Linked DNA regions of Mus musculus: region 2 is linked to region 1. A link is a contact called in ENCODE POLR2A ChIA-PET data. All regions are on one chromosome and are shown on one strand. The core of a region is the stretch at or near the end of the contact, and the rest is flanking DNA. Distances in the headings are between cores, read along the strand shown. Region 1 holds the start of Dnajb1 (DnaJ heat shock protein family (Hsp40) member B1). Region 2 holds the start of Ddx39a (DEAD box helicase 39a).

What was found. ChIA-PET counts read pairs that join two places held with the same protein, here RNA polymerase II (POLR2A).
Region 2: POLR2A ChIA-PET joins it to region 1 with 17 read pairs in embryonic stem cell. The contact joins the promoter of Ddx39a here to the promoter of Dnajb1 in region 1. POLR2A ChIA-PET finds 5 or more read pairs at or near these places in 2 of 5 experiments (Patski and embryonic stem cell).

Annotation. Positions count from the first base shown.
Region 1 is chr8:83,606,460-83,609,657 of GRCm38, forward strand. Dnajb1 (DnaJ heat shock protein family (Hsp40) member B1) reads left to right here and starts at 1,716. Exons shown (of 3, transcript NM_018808.3): 1 at 1,716-2,083. The coding sequence starts at 1,873. Gm42029 (a long non-coding RNA gene) reads right to left here and starts at 1,391. Exons shown (of 3, transcript XR_878996.2): 1 at 1,311-1,391.
Region 2 is chr8:83,713,399-83,716,648 of GRCm38, forward strand. Ddx39a (DEAD box helicase 39a) reads left to right here and starts at 1,779. Exons shown (of 11, transcript NM_197982.3): 1 at 1,779-1,939.

The DNA of each region.
Region 1 (3,198 bases), core at 466-2,965:
CCCTTGCATAACGTAGTGGACAAGCCAGCACCCGCCCCCCGCCCCCCCCCCCATGGCAAGAAACCTTAGTAAAGCCCAGATAGGCCCAGCCAGAGGCACACCTGCACTTCTCCGTTAAAATCACCCCGTAAATGTGAAGCACTCCCATGTCCTGTGCTTTCCTTGCCTCTGGGACAGCTCTTCTGTTCAGTATGTACTTTGATTTCTAGTCACCTATTTTGAAGGCAGGCTGGCCTCACAGGGAGTCCTCGTGCAGCAGCATCCCTGCACTAGACTACAGGAATATGCCACTGTGCCCAGGCTGTCGCTATCTCTGTATCTTTTTGTTTGTTTGTTTGTTTTTGTTTTTTTTCGAGACAGGGTTTCTCTGTATAGCCCTGGCTATCCTGGAACTCACTTTGTAGACCAGGCTGGCCTCGAACTCAGAAATCCGCCTGTCTCTGCCTCCCAAGTGCTGGGATTAAAGGCATGCACCACCACTGCCAGCTCACTATCTCTGTCTCTGTACCTTTAAAGACACTTTCTCTACAAGTGTTCCCTAGCTCCAAATCCATGGGGAGGCGGGGGGCAGGGCTCAACTGGTTCGGTTTTCATGGGGTCAGTACAGTTAGGAAAATCAAAACACATACACCACACACAGCTATACCATTAACGGAAGGCTAAAGTCATTTTTCTCAGGGGTGCCTAGGGCAAGGGTTATCTGACTCTCCTCCTACAGAGCTTCCAGAAAGGGAATGTCAACAGTTGTCCACTAAACAAGATGATTAATCATCTCTTTCAAGAACACCCTTTGTCCCTTGTCTTTAACAAATGCAGAATAATGTCAACTTCACCATATTCCACGACCATTCCCTTTGTACAGATGACCACACTGAGACCAGAAAAGCTACTCTACCAACCCAAGGTCACACAGCCAGAAAGTGCTAGGATGAGAGTCAGTCTTTCATGCACTTTCAGGCAGTCCCATTCCCTGCAAGAACCACCAATGACTATTCCAGCTTCTCTATGCCTTCCAATATCTGAAGCTCTCTCCTCTTCCTCACTCAGCTCCGTCCTTGACCGCCATCATCCCAGACTTACAAAACCAAAAGCAAAAAGCTATACTATATCAAAGTATTTGGAAATATTTACGAAGCACCCAGTGGATCTTTAAAAAAATCACGCAGCCCTGGTGGTAAACTCAGACGGCAAAGGAAGTGACAAGTATCAGAACGCCAAGAGGCGAGCTAAACCCAGTAGGAATTAGTAGGAAGTAAGATAAACCGGAGAGGCAGCCCGACTGCAGCAAGCCCAAGGCAGACCAGTCTCACCTCGCTTTACAGTAACGGCCTTACGGGAAAAACCAAGGGCTACGGGCAGAAGAGGGCGGGGTGCCTATTTTTATCCCTGGGTTAGAGCAGGAAAGCTTAGAGGTACTTGTCAGGTAGCTACCACAAGTCACGCAGCAGAACCTCCCAGCCGGCGATAACCTGGGGGAAAGGGTGCGGCCTTTCGGAGAGGCCCGTCTCTGTAGCCCCGCCCCTCTTCGCGCCTCCACCTGTCCGCAGAGAGAGAGAGGGTTGCGATTGGCTGGATCCGCTACGGAGGCGGAACCCCAGCAGCCGGCGCGCGCGCCCGAGGAAGGCGTTGACCAGAGTAGAGAGGGAAGGGGCGTGGCCCCGCGCGGAAAGCCGTTGGCAGCCGGGTCCCACCCCGGATGTGCTGCGTCACGGAGCGGGCCGCAGCGATTGGCCGGTGTCGTGCGGCGCATCGGGAGGGGCGGAAGGTTCTGGAGGGCTGGCGGGATCTGGAAGCTTCCGCCGGACGGGTATATAGAGTCCGGGACGGGGCAGCAGCGGAGCCGGAGGCGGCGACAGCTGGGCGGCGGTGGCCATGGGCAAGGACTACTATCAGACGCTGGGCCTGGCCCGCGGCGCGTCCGACGACGAGATCAAGCGAGCCTACCGCCGCCAGGCGCTGCGCTACCACCCGGACAAGAACAAGGAGCCCGGCGCTGAGGAGAAGTTCAAGGAGATCGCCGAGGCCTACGACGTGCTCAGCGACCCGCGCAAGCGCGAGATTTTCGACCGCTATGGAGAGGAAGGTACGTGTGCGCGCGGCCGGGGTGACCCGCCGTTTGACAGGCGGGGAAACCGAGGCACTCGGAGCCTCTCCAAGACCTCGGCCGGGGACAGGCATTCCGGGGATCTAGCGGCGGCGCCGCCTCCTTCACCCTCTGATCCGCGGCCTCAGACAGGAGGAGGAGCTCTGGGCGCGCCGCTGGCACAGAAGCTTCTAGCACGTCTGCCGCAGCCCCTCCCGGTCGGTCGCCTGCACAGCGCCGGAATGGTGCAGATGGAGGGCGGCGGTCGCGATGGGAATGAAAATTGCCCGAGTATTGATTCTCTTTCCTAGCCGCAAGCTCAGTGTTCGCTCACCCAGGGTTGAGCCTTTTTGGTAACAGTGCGTAGGAGCTTCTCTGTAAGATGGTAACAGCATAGCTGGGAGGATGGAGCAGTCACGTAAACCTGGTCGCACCGAGATCTAGAGGCCTTACTACCGAATATGTTGTCAGGAAGTAAAACGGAGTAGTGTGTTTCTTGCTCCTATTGCCATTGGGAGTTAAAAGACTTGAGATTCGTCCTTGACTAACAAGCTTTTTAATATATACATAAAATCCCTCCCGCTATAGTTCCTGTGGCCTTTTTACTAAGAGCAAAACTTGTTGAGCAGAGTGCGGGGGCTCACACCTCCACATGGGAAACCGAATTAGGAACGCTGTGAATTTGCTTCAAATCAGAGCTACAGGGTAATAAGCTCCTGTTTCCAAAGGAACCGGATGTTGTGACAATCCCCCCTCTGGGGTATTTGAGTCAGGAGGATTGCCTTGAGGCTACTCTGGACGAAAGTTTGTGTGTTACGTGGCATTGACAGTAATACATGCAAAAGGAACAAAATGTGACCATTTATTTGAGACAGGACCTCACTGTTGCTGGAACTTTGTTTTTCAATTTATTTGAGCGTGTGCCTCCGTGTATATGTGTATACCATTCACATGCTTCTAGAGAAGAGGGCATTAAAGGTCCCGGAACTAGAGTTAGACCATGGTCTGCTGCTATGTAGGTGTTGGAAATTGAACTTGGTTCTTCTGCCAGATGAGCCAGTGCTCTGAGCCATTTCTCCAGCACCTCATGGTGGAGCTCTGGCTTGTCTGGAACT
Region 2 (3,250 bases), core at 529-3,028, 110 kb after region 1:
TGAGTTTAAGGTCAGCCTGATCTACATGATTTCCAAGCCAGACAGAGCTATGTGGTGAGACCTTGTCTCAATAAACAAAAGATAAAAATAAAGGGCTAGTGAGATGGTGCTGCTGCCCAGCCTTAATGACATGCGTGTGCTCTTCAGGGCTCGCTGATCTCCATTGCACAGATACAAACACGCCAACAGAGCAGTGTACAAAGTAAGACATTCCCACTCGTCCCACCATGCTCCCCACATGATGATAAGGGACTGAGTCTCTGGAAATGTGAGCAAGCCCCCAACTAGATGCTTTCTTTTATGAGTTGCCATGGTCATAACTAAGAGTGGTTTCAGCTCTGCAGGGATGGAATCTAGATGTGTGGGCAGTTTGTTTGTTCATTTTGTGTTTGTGTTTTGAAACAGAGTCTCTCTTTGTAGCCCTGGCTATCCTGGACTTTACTGTATAGACAAGGCTGGCCTTGGACTCAAAGAATTCTGCCTGCCTCTAACTATCCTATGTAGACCAGGCTAGTTGAAAGCAGAGTTCTCTGCTTCTAGAGAACTGGGACTAAAGTTCTGTGCCACTCTGACTGGTTTTTGTTTGTTTGTTTGTTTGTTTGTTTGTTTTGTTTTGTTTTGTTTTGAGAGAGAGAGAGAGAGAGAGAGAGAGAGAGAGAGAGAGAGAGAGAGAAAGAATTATGTTTGTGGAAAGAAAGGATGAGTGTAGACAGCATTAACATCTAGAGTTTATTTATCTGGCAGGTAGCCTCTCAGTACCATGATCTAGACAATGTAGATTGTGTTTCAGGCTGGGGATTTTATAGCTAAGGATGGGGAAGGGAGAAGAAGGTTTCATAGGGGCAGAATGGGGGTTAGCTGTTTTCCTTAGACAAGGTCTTTTTCTATCACCAGATATCTGGGGTCAGGCAGCTGCTTTTCTTCTGCAATCCCCAAAGAGCTGGCTTTCTGGAACTATGAGCTCAGTTTACGGCCTGGGATTTTTGTTTTGGTGGTGGTACAATGTAGGGGTAAGAAAAACAAGGGCTGGAGAGATGGCTCAGCGGTTAAGAACGCTGACTGTTCTTTCACAGGTCCTGAGTTCAAATCCCAGCAACCACATCATGACTCAACCATCTGTAATGAGATCTGACGCCCTCTTCTGGTGCTGTCTGAACAGCTACAGTGTACTAAGATGTAATAATAAATAAATCTTGCCAGGCCTGGTGGTGTACGCCTTTAATCCCAGCACTTGGGAGGCAGAGGCAGACGGATTTCTGAGTTCGAGGCCAGCCTGGTCTACAGAGTGAGTTCCAGGACAGCTAGGGCTTCACAGAGAAACCCTGTCTCGAAAACCAAAAATAAATAAATCTTTTTAAAAAGGGGGGCTGGGCGTGGTGGTGGACGCTTTTAATCACAGCACTCACACCTTCAATCACATGGAGGAAGAGGCAGGCAGATCTCTTGAGGACAGCCTGGTCACAGATGGAGTTGTTCCATGACAGCAGGGCTACCCAGAGAAACCCTGTCTCGAAATGATACAACCAAACAAAAGAGTCAGGGCTTCTAAGCTAGGCAGGCAAGGACACTTTAAAAAGCTGGGGCACATACACGCGCAATTAACGTGCGGATGCCAGCTAAAAGTGGCAGTATCCACTGTGGCCCTTAACTCATCTCACGTGACTGGGCGGGAACCGCCGCTTAGCCCACTCCCCCTTTGGACACGCCTACTTTACGACTGCCCAATGAACCTGAGTCTAGGTACGCCCAATAGCCGGTCGACAGCGTCCTTATAAACCAACCATCATCCTTTCCTCTGTTGAGTGATAAGCCAGCTATCCAGTGAGCGAGACTCGAGTTGGGCTCCAGGCAGGAAGCACTGTAGCGCGCGTCCAGGGTCGCGGCGTAGAACCGGACGGGTGGCTCTCTTTGCAGCTCGCGGAGGCGAACCGGGCGGCAGGTAAGTGGCGGGTCCCGAGGCCGGGGCCGCGGTGCGGGGCTGTGGGTTCGCCGAAAGGGAAGCTGCGGGGCGCGGTGCAGCGGGAGGAGTGGGCGCACAGCAGCGGGACGGTTAGGCACCTCGAGCCGGCGGCCGTTGGGCTCCATTGAGCATGCGCCAGGGGCGGGCCAGCCGTTAGTAGGTCGGCTTCCGGGGACGGTGATGGGAATGGCGGCTCTCGGAGGCCCCATGTGTACCGTGGTGGGATTGAGGGACCGGGCGGATCCACACTGCGTTTTCGGTCACGGCGAGAGGACTCAGGCTATCTGGGCAGACGTCCCGAGTCTGCAGTCACCGGCTTCCCGTCTTGTTCCGCCGCTCGCCCAGGAGATTCTTCTCCAGACTCTGATGCGGAAGGCCAGTGTCGCGCCTCTTAGGAACGTGGCCATTCACTCGGCGTCGCTTTCCCGGTGTGAGGCCGGTTCAGCCCGTTGCCTCTGGTCTGCCTGGACCTATAGTTGAAACTTTAGGTCTGTGACAGTCTGGGTTCACTTGTTTCATTTTCCTGGTTGAAGCAAGGCCTGACGTATTGGGGGTGGGGGGCCATACGCTCCGAGTTGCGCCTCAACTAGTTCCCGGAACCTTTTGTGTGCCTAGATTCTTGAGACAGGATCTCTTTACATAATCCTGGTCGTCCTTGAACTCTCTCTCTGAAGACCAGGTCGGGCTCGAACTCACTGAGGTCCACTTGGCTCAGTCCCCGGAGGTCTGGTATTAAAGGCGTGTCCCACTAAGCCCGGCTTCACATTTATCCTTTCACCAGCACAATAAATGTTTTTAAAGCAGTACTGCCTAAAGACAGAGTACACATATGAGAGGCCAGAAGATAGGTTCTCCTGAAATCGAGGTTGTTCTTGAAGTTTTTTATTTAGGTGTAAATATTTGAATGACTACCTGTGTGCAGGTGCTCTAGGAGGCCGGAAGTACTGACCCTGGAGTTAGAAGGATGTAAACTGAGAAACCTAACTCAGGTCGTGTGAAAGCATCATTAATTCTTAAGCCACATTGGCCACCTTGCCTAGCCAGTCTTAGAACTTAAAAGTTTTTTGGTTGTTGTTGAAACAAGATCTCACTGTGTAGCCCAGGCTAGCCTGGAACTAGAGATCTGTCTGTCCCTGTCTCAGGCATTTTTTAGAATTCATTTTTAATATATTCTAGCATTTGGGAAGTGGAGGCAGGAGGATCTGGAATTCGAGGCTAGTCTGGGCTACACACAAGTTTGAGGGCCTGCATGAGACTCAGTTTCAAATAGAAATAGGTACATCTTGGTCA